Linked DNA regions of Homo sapiens: region 2 is linked to region 1. Evidence: chromatin contacts called from ENCODE Hi-C or POLR2A ChIA-PET data. All regions are on one chromosome and are shown on one strand. The core of a region is the stretch at or near the end of the contact, and the rest is flanking DNA. Distances in the headings are between cores, read along the strand shown. Region 1 overlaps ASAP2 (ArfGAP with SH3 domain, ankyrin repeat and PH domain 2). Region 2 overlaps ASAP2 (ArfGAP with SH3 domain, ankyrin repeat and PH domain 2).

Region 1 (4,594 bases), core at 985-3,484:
TTCACTATATTGGCCAGGCTGGTCTCGAACTCCCAACCTTGTGATCCACCCACCTCGCCCTCCCAAAGTGCTGGGATTACAGACATGAGCCACCGTGCCCGGCCAACAATATACTGTAATAAAAGTTATGTGAATGTGGTCTCTTTCTCAAAATATCTCGTTGTATGTACTATTTTCGGACCTGGGATGACTTCAGGTAACTGAAACCTTGGAGAGTAAAATGCAGCTAAGGGGGAACTTACTCTGTATCCATACAACAGAACATTATTCAGCAATGCAAAGGAGTGGTCTAAAGATACATGTAACATTGTAATCTCCAGGGCACTAGGTCAAGCAAAAGCAATCATACACAAAAGGTTACATACCCTATCATTCCATTTATACGGAATTCTAAGAAAGGCAAAATTGTAAGGACAGAAAGCAGCGCAGAGATGACAGGAGGCAGGAATGGGGGAACCAACTGAAGAGGGGAGTTCTGCGTGACGGCACTCTGCTACGTTACATCTGTAGGGTGCTTAGACGATTTCACAAAACCCACTAAACTGCACATTTAAAACGTGAATTTTGGCCGGGCACAGTGGTTCATGCCTGTAATCCTAGCACTTTGGGAAGCCAACGCGGGCGGATCACCTGAGGTCAGGAGTTGGAGACCAGCCTGGCCAACATGGTGAATCTCTGTCTCTACTAAAAATACAAAAATTAGCCAGGTGTGGTGGCGGGCACCTGTAATCCCAGCTACTCAGGAGGCTGACGCACGAGAATCGCTTGAACCCAGGAAGCAGAGGTTGCAGTGAGCCAATATCGCGCCATTGCACTCCAGCCTGGGTGACAAGAGTGAAACTGTTTAAAAAAACAGAAACAAAAACAAAAACTGGTGAATTTTATTGTTTGCAGAGTAGACCTCAATTCAGCTGACTTTAAAAACTTTTTAAAAAACAACAAAAAACGACTTTCGTTTCTTTGTTGCCTCGGGATTGGCTTGGGCTTAGGGATGCACGGGCAGCTTTTGAGGGCTGCAGTGAACAACTAAATAGTCAAGATGCTTGGTGTAGGACCAGTGATTGGGCCCACGCACTATCTGCTTGTGTTCCTAAATTCTTTTTTTTTTTTTTTTTGAGACGGAGTCTCGCTTTGTCGCGAGGCTGGAGTGCAGTGGCGCGATCTCGGCTCACTGCAAGCTCCGCCTCCTGGGTTCATGCCATTCTCCTGCCTCAGCCTCCCGAGTAGCTGGGATTACAGGCGCCCGCCACCACGCCTGGCTAATTTTTTTGTATTTTTAGTAGAGACAGGGTTTCACCGTGTTAGCCAGGATGGTCTCGATCTCCTGACCTCGTGATCTGCCCGCCTCAACCTCCCTAAGTGCTGGGATTACAGGCGTGAGCCACTGCACCCGGCCGTGTTCCTAAATTCTTTAACTGTCTTCCGAAGGCTTTTTTTGGGGGGCGGGGGTGTTAGGGGAATAGGGTCTCACTTTGTCGCCCAGGCTGGAATGCAGTGGTGTGATCTCAGCACACTGCAACCTCCACCTCCTGGGTTTAAGCGATTCTCCTGCCGTAGCCTCCTGAGTAGCTGGGCGTGTGCCACCATGCCCAGCTAATTTTCTGTATTTTTAGTAAAGATGGGGTTTTGCTATGTTGCCCAGCCTGGTCTTGAACTCCTGGCCAAAAGTGATCCACCCATCTCGACCTCTCAAAGTGCTGGGATTACAGGCAAGAGCCACTGCGCACAGCCCCAAAGGCCTTATTTAAAATGACTCTTCCTACAGTCCCTGGTTCATCAATTACTCTCAGTTGTCATCTGCTCTTTGACCTTCAAGGCTGAGTGGCCTCACTCCAATGCAGTCCTAGCAGCTGGTGTCAGGCACGCCTGCCCTCCCTGGCCTGAGTGACCTCTCTCCAAGGCACCTCACAGTGTGTGTTAACGGCTTTTGTGACACGAAGGCTCTCCTTCCAGCATTTCCCAGAGGGAAGGTTTTGTACAGGCTAACACTCTAACACCTACTGGCCAGTACTTCCCAAGTACATCTGATTTATTTCAAATAACTGATGAACTAAATTCAATGAGCTACAGATGATAATTAAAAAAAAAAAATTAAGGAAAGAAAAAAAAAAGCAATGTGGGCACAGGCTTCTCATTCCTAAAGCTCCCTGTCAGTGGCCTCAGGCCCATCTCTGCTCCATCCATCACTGCCAGAAAACTCACATTCAGTCTTCCTTCCTGGCAGCTGTTCCTCACCCTCAGCCACAGCCACCTTCCCCTTGCGTCATTCCTGAAGGCATTCCATTTGCCACGCTGATGTCCTCCAGCCACTCCACTTCCTCATCACAAAACCGAAGGTCCCCAGGAAAGACCCCATGAATTCAACAAGGTGCGCCCCCCAGCTGCTCCCTTCCCCTTCTCCCAAGGGTCACTGAGTCCCCAACTCACCAGCTGGGATGGAGGGAAAAGGAAAGTCAGATGAGGTAATGCGTTTTAGTAAAGTGTAAAATGCACGTTATCTTTACTTATTAAGCATACAAAACCCACCCGACGGACATCAGGGATTAGCTGTTCTGCTTCGAGCTTCTCAATTTCTCCACATGCTTTGCGCCCAGACCCACTGAGCAGCCAGACTCAACCAGATTCCCCAGGTCTGGGCCCCCACAGGGAGGGCAGGTCCCCTAAGGCTGTTACACGTGAGTACCAAGCAGATGGAGCCCAGAAGATGGGAAGGAGTGGGACGAAGTCAAATGCCAGCCCCACCCTCACAACCTCAGTCCCCTTCTCTGTAAGACAAGTGACTAGAGGGAAAGCCACAGGGCCCACCTCTACTTGCGGACTAAACTCCTGATGTGACAACGCTCTGGCCACGTTCCTCCTTTCAAAATCTCCTTCGCGATCTGTTTACCAGCCCTCCACGCTCCACTCCCGTCCACTTATTCCCTGAAGAACCTGTGGGTTTCCACACCTCAGTGTGTTTTCTCACCTCTAATCTGTCTCCAATTCAAACTCTACAGACCTTTCAAGATCCACCCAAATGCCACCTCCTTGGTGAGCCTGCCCACTCCGGGTTCCCATCTTATCTCTGTAAGAAATTGACTTTCACCACGCCTCGTTTCATAGTTCACTGTTTTAAGTTCCCCGGGAGCAAGCCCCGAGTCTTGTCTATTTCTGTATTTCCACCATGGTGGGCTCAGCACTTTGCTCACAGATGGCCCATGGTGGCCTGTGCTGAATCACATCCCTAGGACCCCGCAGGTATAGCTTAATTCCACAAGGCAGATTAACAGGAAGACTGCAACATCTCAGGGGCTGAGACACCTCCGCTCCACCCTGGCTCTGATTCAGAGCTCCTGAGCTCCACAGCCTACTCCTGTTCCTCTCTGGGTGCTCACTGCTTTCTGCTTCCAACCTTGTCCGATAGTTACTTGTGGCCTCGGCTTAAATGAAAGAGCACACCACACTGCATTTGCCCTGGGGGCCGTGCAATGTGCCCTGTATCCTTTTGTACCCTCTGTGGAATGGGAAAACACTTTTACACCTCCCAAGGCTTAAGTGATTAAAGATCTGGGGTCCCAATTCCCACCCAAGGGCCACATGTCTGGCATCCTGCATCCCCACTCCCATCTTTAAAGTCATGCATGGCACCTGGGGCACCGCGAGAACTCCAGGAGCCCTAGGGACAGCTGTGTATTCACATGTCGTGTTCTTTCCCCTCTTTCCCTGGTGCCTAGGCAGGAAGTCTGTGGTTAAATACCATTTGCTGAATTATTAGTAATAATTACCATGTGTGTAACATTCCTTACAGTTTGTGGAGTTTTATCCAACAAATGTTACATGACCACTTTGTGTCAGGCAGCGTGTTAAATGCTAAAAATGATCCTGGCAGTTTCTGCCCCCAAGGAGATCATGGGTATTATTTTAGCTTTATGAAACCCTACAAAGCAATTGAGGTAGGTATTATTTTCCTCATGTTACAGATGATAAAACTGAAACTCAAGTGAGTAAGTAAATATTCCAAGTAAGAAAATGGAAAGAAGGGAAGAGTTGTATACCCAGATTTGACCCCAAGCCCTGCCTTCCTTCCACATGGCATGTAGCCTTTTGATGGGCAGGAGACGGTGGCCCAATGTTCCTACATACTTCTCACAGATCCTGAGCAGGACCAGCCCAAAACAAAAATCTGGAAGCCTAGCAGAGTGTTTTCAGGGTAGCCTCTCTCTAATCATGCCCCTCGGTCATCCTCTGCAGTATCCCCACACGGCCCTGCCCTCCTCTGGGGGTGGCAGTGCATGCAGCTCCCCCGCCAGCCCGGGCATGCCTGCCTGCAGCTCCAGGAGACCCGTGCCAGCAATCTCAGCCCAGCGCCCAGTCTCACTCAGGCTGTGAACTTTCTGTCCACACGACAGTGTGGGTGCTCCACCCTGCTAAGTCATGGCTATGCAGTCTATGTGATGGGTCAGCCTGGCATTTCCTTCCCAGGAATTATTCACAGGACATCAGCAATTCCTCCTACAGGGCAATCTTTGCAAGCTCCTAGGGGTTGTCTGGAGCAGGCATGGCGTCATGAGAGTCCCTCAAATTACTCCCCATCAGAGCAAAGAACAAGCCCAAG
Region 2 (4,945 bases), core at 435-2,934, 35 kb before region 1:
CTCTCCTTAACCAGAGAGCTGCTTCCCTCCTAGGGGTGCTCTGAGACCAAATCAGGGAAGGAGAAGGGGGTTGGAGGTGGTGGGAAGGGGGTTTCACTAAAAAACTTGCAGGGCTCTCCTTTAGCCTGGAGACAGGCTACCCCAAGGTGTCTGGGGTTCAAAGCCAAGAGGTGAATTCAACATTTGTTGTATGGGGAGTACAAGCTATTAGAAATTTTACTCCCAATTATATTCACATCCTTTAATGGAGGAAGAGTTCATGTTGGCAAAGCAATCTGACTCGCTACATTACAGAATGTGCATTTTGCCAGGGTAAGCAGCTTTCAGCCCTTCATTTTTGCCACGTCATACCCCATGACCCCACGCTCACCACAGTGATGACTTAAAAACACACGCTGCCCCCACCCAACTCCATGGAGGGCACAGCCCCTGGGAAGCAAGCTGACTCCTGTGGTTTCACGAGATCCTGGAGCCTCACCCTCAGGGACAAGCAGCCCTTGGAAAGTACATGGTCTCTAAAGCCTCAGATAGTAGCTACCATGAACACTGTGGAGATGACATACGTGTAGAAATATCTTTCATCCTTACAACTCTGCAGGATTTTACAGATGAGGAAACAGATGAAGTCATCGTGTTGATTTGGTAGAAGATTTAAGCTCAAGGTCTGAGCTTTTTTGCTTGGTAGGTTGGGTTTGCGGACAGGTTTATGGGGGTATGGGCATCCCAAACAGTGTATGCAAAATTATGTAAAGGTACCTTTTCCTGGAGGGATCATCCAAAACAGCCTTCTTATTTTTACTGATGTCTATGATAACCAAAAGATTAAAGAACCACTGATGAAACTGCAGCCCCATGTCTTACAGATGCATGCGGCCAGCAGGTTGGCCCACAGACTGGCTGACTATAAAAGCCAGCCAAATTAAATAGCAGATACCTCTGAACCAAAGTATGATTCATGCCAACACTTGGACGTTAGTTAAGTCACAGACCTCTGTGTTCCTTCAGAGGTACCCTCCTTCCATGACTAATGCAGTGGTCACTGCGGACAGGATTCCACAAGTCACCATCTAAATTCCAATCATTGTTGTTAGCCAGCAGCGGGGAGAAGGCTGGACTCCAGAGTCTCACAACTGGAAGACATCTCCAGGGCCTTCGAGCCCACGTCCTCACCTCCCTCTATAACTTCCTCAGAGACAGAGGCCGTCCACCCGCTGCAGGAACCTTCCAACCACCAGCTCGCCGCTCAGTCTGCTCACCCAGTTATCCTCTCCCTCATATCTGAGTCAAGGCTTGCTCTTGTGAAAGCCTCCTCTAGAGAGGAACAAATACTATGTCTACCTTCCTCAGCCAGAGAAAGCCCTTCATGTACGCCCTCTCCTGCCCCTTCCGAAACCAGGAGCCCCGCGTCCTTCAGATATCCGTCCTACAAGGAGGTTTCTCCATCCCTAAGGTTTTCAGGTTCTTCTTTAAATGCTGCTCTTACAACTAAATAATGAAACAACAACCTTATTTATAAGCACCAAAGACTTCACTGAGGTCATGTGTGGCTCACCTTTGGGGCATGTGCCACGTACTGGCTCACACTGACCCTGTAATCAACCAAAACCACCTGGAATTTTTCAGAAGGACTACGATGGCTCAGCCAGGTGGCACGTAGGGTGTTCCCCACGTTGCTGCTTGTTTTCTCCACCGTGTGCCCCCAGCAACTTCCCGCCTCAGCACCAGGCAGCATGCCGCAGCAGTCAGAAGCAGAGACGGGACGCTCACCTGGTTTTGAATCTCAGCTCCTCCAACTGTTGGCTAGATGACACTGGCAGATCACTACTCAGTGCCTCTGTGAGCTCATCTGTCAATGGACAGGACCCAACTCACAAGGCTGTAAGGATGGAATTCACATAAAGTTTTTATTTAGCTTTATAATACAAATATTCTAACAAATACCTCATGAGTATTTATTACCACTATGCTTCTACCCTCGTTTGTGAATATCAATAAAAATATTCTTTATCATCATTTATCATCTATTCCTTTTTAATCACACACGGTGTACATAAATTTTGCATCCTGAATTTTATTGCTGAAGATTTCATCACAAGCATTTCTCTTCCTGTTGCTGTATAAACATAATTCCAGCAAGCAGCTAAATCCTAATTCAGCTATATATAGGAGGCATCCAATTTCTCACTTTGATAAGCAGTGCAACAACAAAGTGAACATCTTTGTGCATGGATCTCCTTCCACAAAAAGATTGTTATTTTTCTTGATGTGTACCACCAAACTGCTTTCCAGAAACTCTGCGTGCATGTTTTCAGTGCCACAACAATGGAGCAGAGTACTAGTTACTGTAAGCTTGCCAAACAGTAAAGATTATTCTGATTTTGTTATTTTCTCATGTAACAGGTAGAAATCAGATACAGTATATATATATATATTTTTTTTTTTCCTTTTTTAAAAAAAATCCTTTTCCTTTTTTTCTGTTTTGGAGACAGGGTCTCACTCTGTCACCCAGGATGAAGTGCAGTGGTGCAGTTTCAGCTCACTGCAGCCTCAACCTCCCAGGTTCATGTAATCTTCCTGCCTCACCCTCCCAAACAGCTGGGACTACAGGCATACACCATCATGCCCAGCTAATTTTTGTATTTTTTTGTAGAGGCAGGGTTTCGCCATGTTGCCTAGGCTGGTCTTCAACTCCTGAGCTCAAGCGATCCATCTGCCTCAGCCTCCCAAAGTGCTAGGATTACAGGCGTGAGTCACCGTGCCCAGCCAGTATCTTCTTAATGCACAGTGAAACTTCATTTCCTCAACTATTATATATATTTGTTCTGAACTGCCCTGTTCTAATTGATAATATCTACAATAGAAATAGTTTTCTGTATGAATTTGAAGTGTATTTTAATATCATATTCCAATTAACACTGCAAACAACAGGCAGGAACACACACACAAAGTTGTTGTATTCTCATTTTCTTTTGTATGTGGGAGATGGTAAGGATTTGAGGGAAAATCAGCATTTCTTTGTACTTTCAAGAATGTGATAATTTTCTAGGATATTCTGATTGAGGGTAGGAATATCACTCTCGATAAGAATGTTCTAACAAGTCCTTATGACAGAATAATTCTAGAGAAGTGAAAATGAAAATCTTCTGTTGCTTCCTTCTTGATAGAGATGAATTTTTCCACCCACTGATATGTCAAACAGCTAAAAATGTTAGCTTCAACTTCCTGGGGTGTGGAAGGAACACCTTTGGGCTGAGCCAGAGCTTGGGAAATTTTAGACAAGTAAGAGTTTAAAATAAATAAGCAATCCATCACTGAGTGGCAAACAGTTTCTCATAAATCATTATGACAACTGCTTTTGGAAACCCAAGCTAAGACTCTCCAGAAAATACAGCTGGCTGGGTTGCCATCATTTTGAAGACTGGGAGCAAACATAATGCACTGACTATTGTGGAAGAAGACTACTGTTTTGTATACACGTGGGACATGCAGATACCCTTTTGTCCCAGTTCAGTGTTTGAAGTGGGGATGGGGGGTTCTGAGGTAGGATTCTCAAAGTCCAGTGCCGTCACCTGGGAGCTTTTTCAATTAGCAAATAAAATACTCAGGCTCCAACCCTGACCTGCTGAACCAGAAACTCAATCCCTATTTTAACAAGACCCCGGGGTATTCTGATACTCTCTCCAGTTTATAACCACTGCTCTAATGCAGGGATTCAAAAACTTTTTCCTAGAAAGTCAGAGAGTAAATATTTAAGCAGGGCACTAACCCCATCATGAGGGCCCCACTCTCATGCCCTCATCTAAAGCTAATTACTTCCCAAAGGCCCCATCTCCAGAGACCATCACACTGTGGGTTGCTGAGGCAATACTGAGGTTATTGTGCAGGTAACGATGGTAAGAAACCATTCTTAGCTTTCAGGCTGTGAAAACACAGGTGTCTGGCCACAGTTTTCCAGCCTCCATTGTAAGGCATCTTAAATCTTCCTTCTACATAAATCCATATAAATCCTCAAAGAATAGAATACAGGGCCTGTCGTAACACACACCACTTACATCTAAAATTGTAAGTTCACCCCTCCTACACTAAGAAAGCAGTGTAAGTACATACAGCAGGAACCTGATAATGTATAAACACTCAGTATTTACTGGGCACCTATTACCCGCCCACACCCATGGCAGCCACTGCAAGGAACACACAGGAGGTATGTCACAGCTGTCACACTTACCACGTGTATGTCCAGAACCATGCATGGCACTTTTTCATGTTATCTCACTTAATCTTCACTAGCAATCCTATGACCTATTAAATTCCCATTTTACACATGAGGAAATTGAGGCTCAGAAAGGTAAAATAATCGTCCTAATGTCACAGGCTTTTTGAGTGGCATTGCTAGCTTTTAATCAAGGGTTCTTGGATTCTAATACCTACGTCTTCTTTATCCTAAATGACACCATCTCCCAGAATTGGTCTTTCACCTCAAGGGCTTCTAATTAACTGAGAAAAGATCAACAGATACAAAACTACTAGAGAACAATCAGGAGCAATATTTAAAGTGTTAACAGTGCCTGCATGTTAGGTACCCTTTAATTTGTAGCTGAACAAAACAGTGGAAACTGATTCAACCTCCAAATCCTAAGAATTCAGGAGAGGTGTGGTAGACAGAATAACGTCTCCTCCACCACCAGATGCCCACCTCCTAATCCCTGGAACTTGTGAGTACGTTATGCTACTTGGCAAAGAGGAATTGAAATTGTGGATGAAATACAGTTGCTAATCAGCTGAACTTGAGATGGGGAGATTATCTGGATTATCTGGATGAGGCCAATGTCATCACAAGGGTCCTTATATGTAGAAGAGGGAGGCAGAAGAGTCAGTGTTTGCTATGGGACTGAATTGCGTCCCTTCCCCCAGATTCATATATTAAAGCCCTAATCCCCAAGGCAAT

Evidence for each region. A loop is a pair of places that touch in the nucleus more often than their neighbours do. ChIA-PET counts read pairs that join two places held with the same protein, here RNA polymerase II (POLR2A). Pooled maps may share reads with other maps.
Region 2: a loop to region 1 is called in a map of mammary epithelial cell, with 5 times the contacts of the local background. The contact joins two enhancer-like sites. A Hi-C loop is called at or near these places in 7 of 168 maps with a recorded cell type or tissue (Calu3, MCF 10A, PC-9 and 4 more), 1 of 37 single-sample maps with no recorded cell type and 5 of 50 pooled maps. POLR2A ChIA-PET finds 5 or more read pairs at or near these places in 6 of 52 experiments (A549, AG04449, H1 and 3 more).

Annotation. Positions count from the first base shown.
Region 1 is chr2:9,249,436-9,254,029 of GRCh38, reverse strand. All of the region lies in intron 1 of ASAP2 (ArfGAP with SH3 domain, ankyrin repeat and PH domain 2), which reads right to left. Among named protein-coding and RNA genes, the nearest start is that of ASAP2, 45 kb to the right of the region's middle. Within about 2 kb of position 2,234, at least 11 of the 41 ENCODE cell types and tissues checked have a DNase peak (open chromatin) inside an H3K27ac peak, as active enhancers do; they include PC-9, ascending aorta, endothelial cell of umbilical vein and 1 more, where a contact is called at or near this core.
Region 2 is chr2:9,283,935-9,288,879 of GRCh38, reverse strand. The region is part of intron 2 of ASAP2 (ArfGAP with SH3 domain, ankyrin repeat and PH domain 2); the gene reads right to left. Among named protein-coding and RNA genes, the nearest start is that of ASAP2, 80 kb to the right of the region's middle. RefSeq lists an enhancer at 387-1,586. Within about 2 kb of position 1,684, at least 9 of the 41 ENCODE cell types and tissues checked have a DNase peak (open chromatin) inside an H3K27ac peak, as active enhancers do; they include PC-9, ascending aorta, endothelial cell of umbilical vein and 1 more, where a contact is called at or near this core.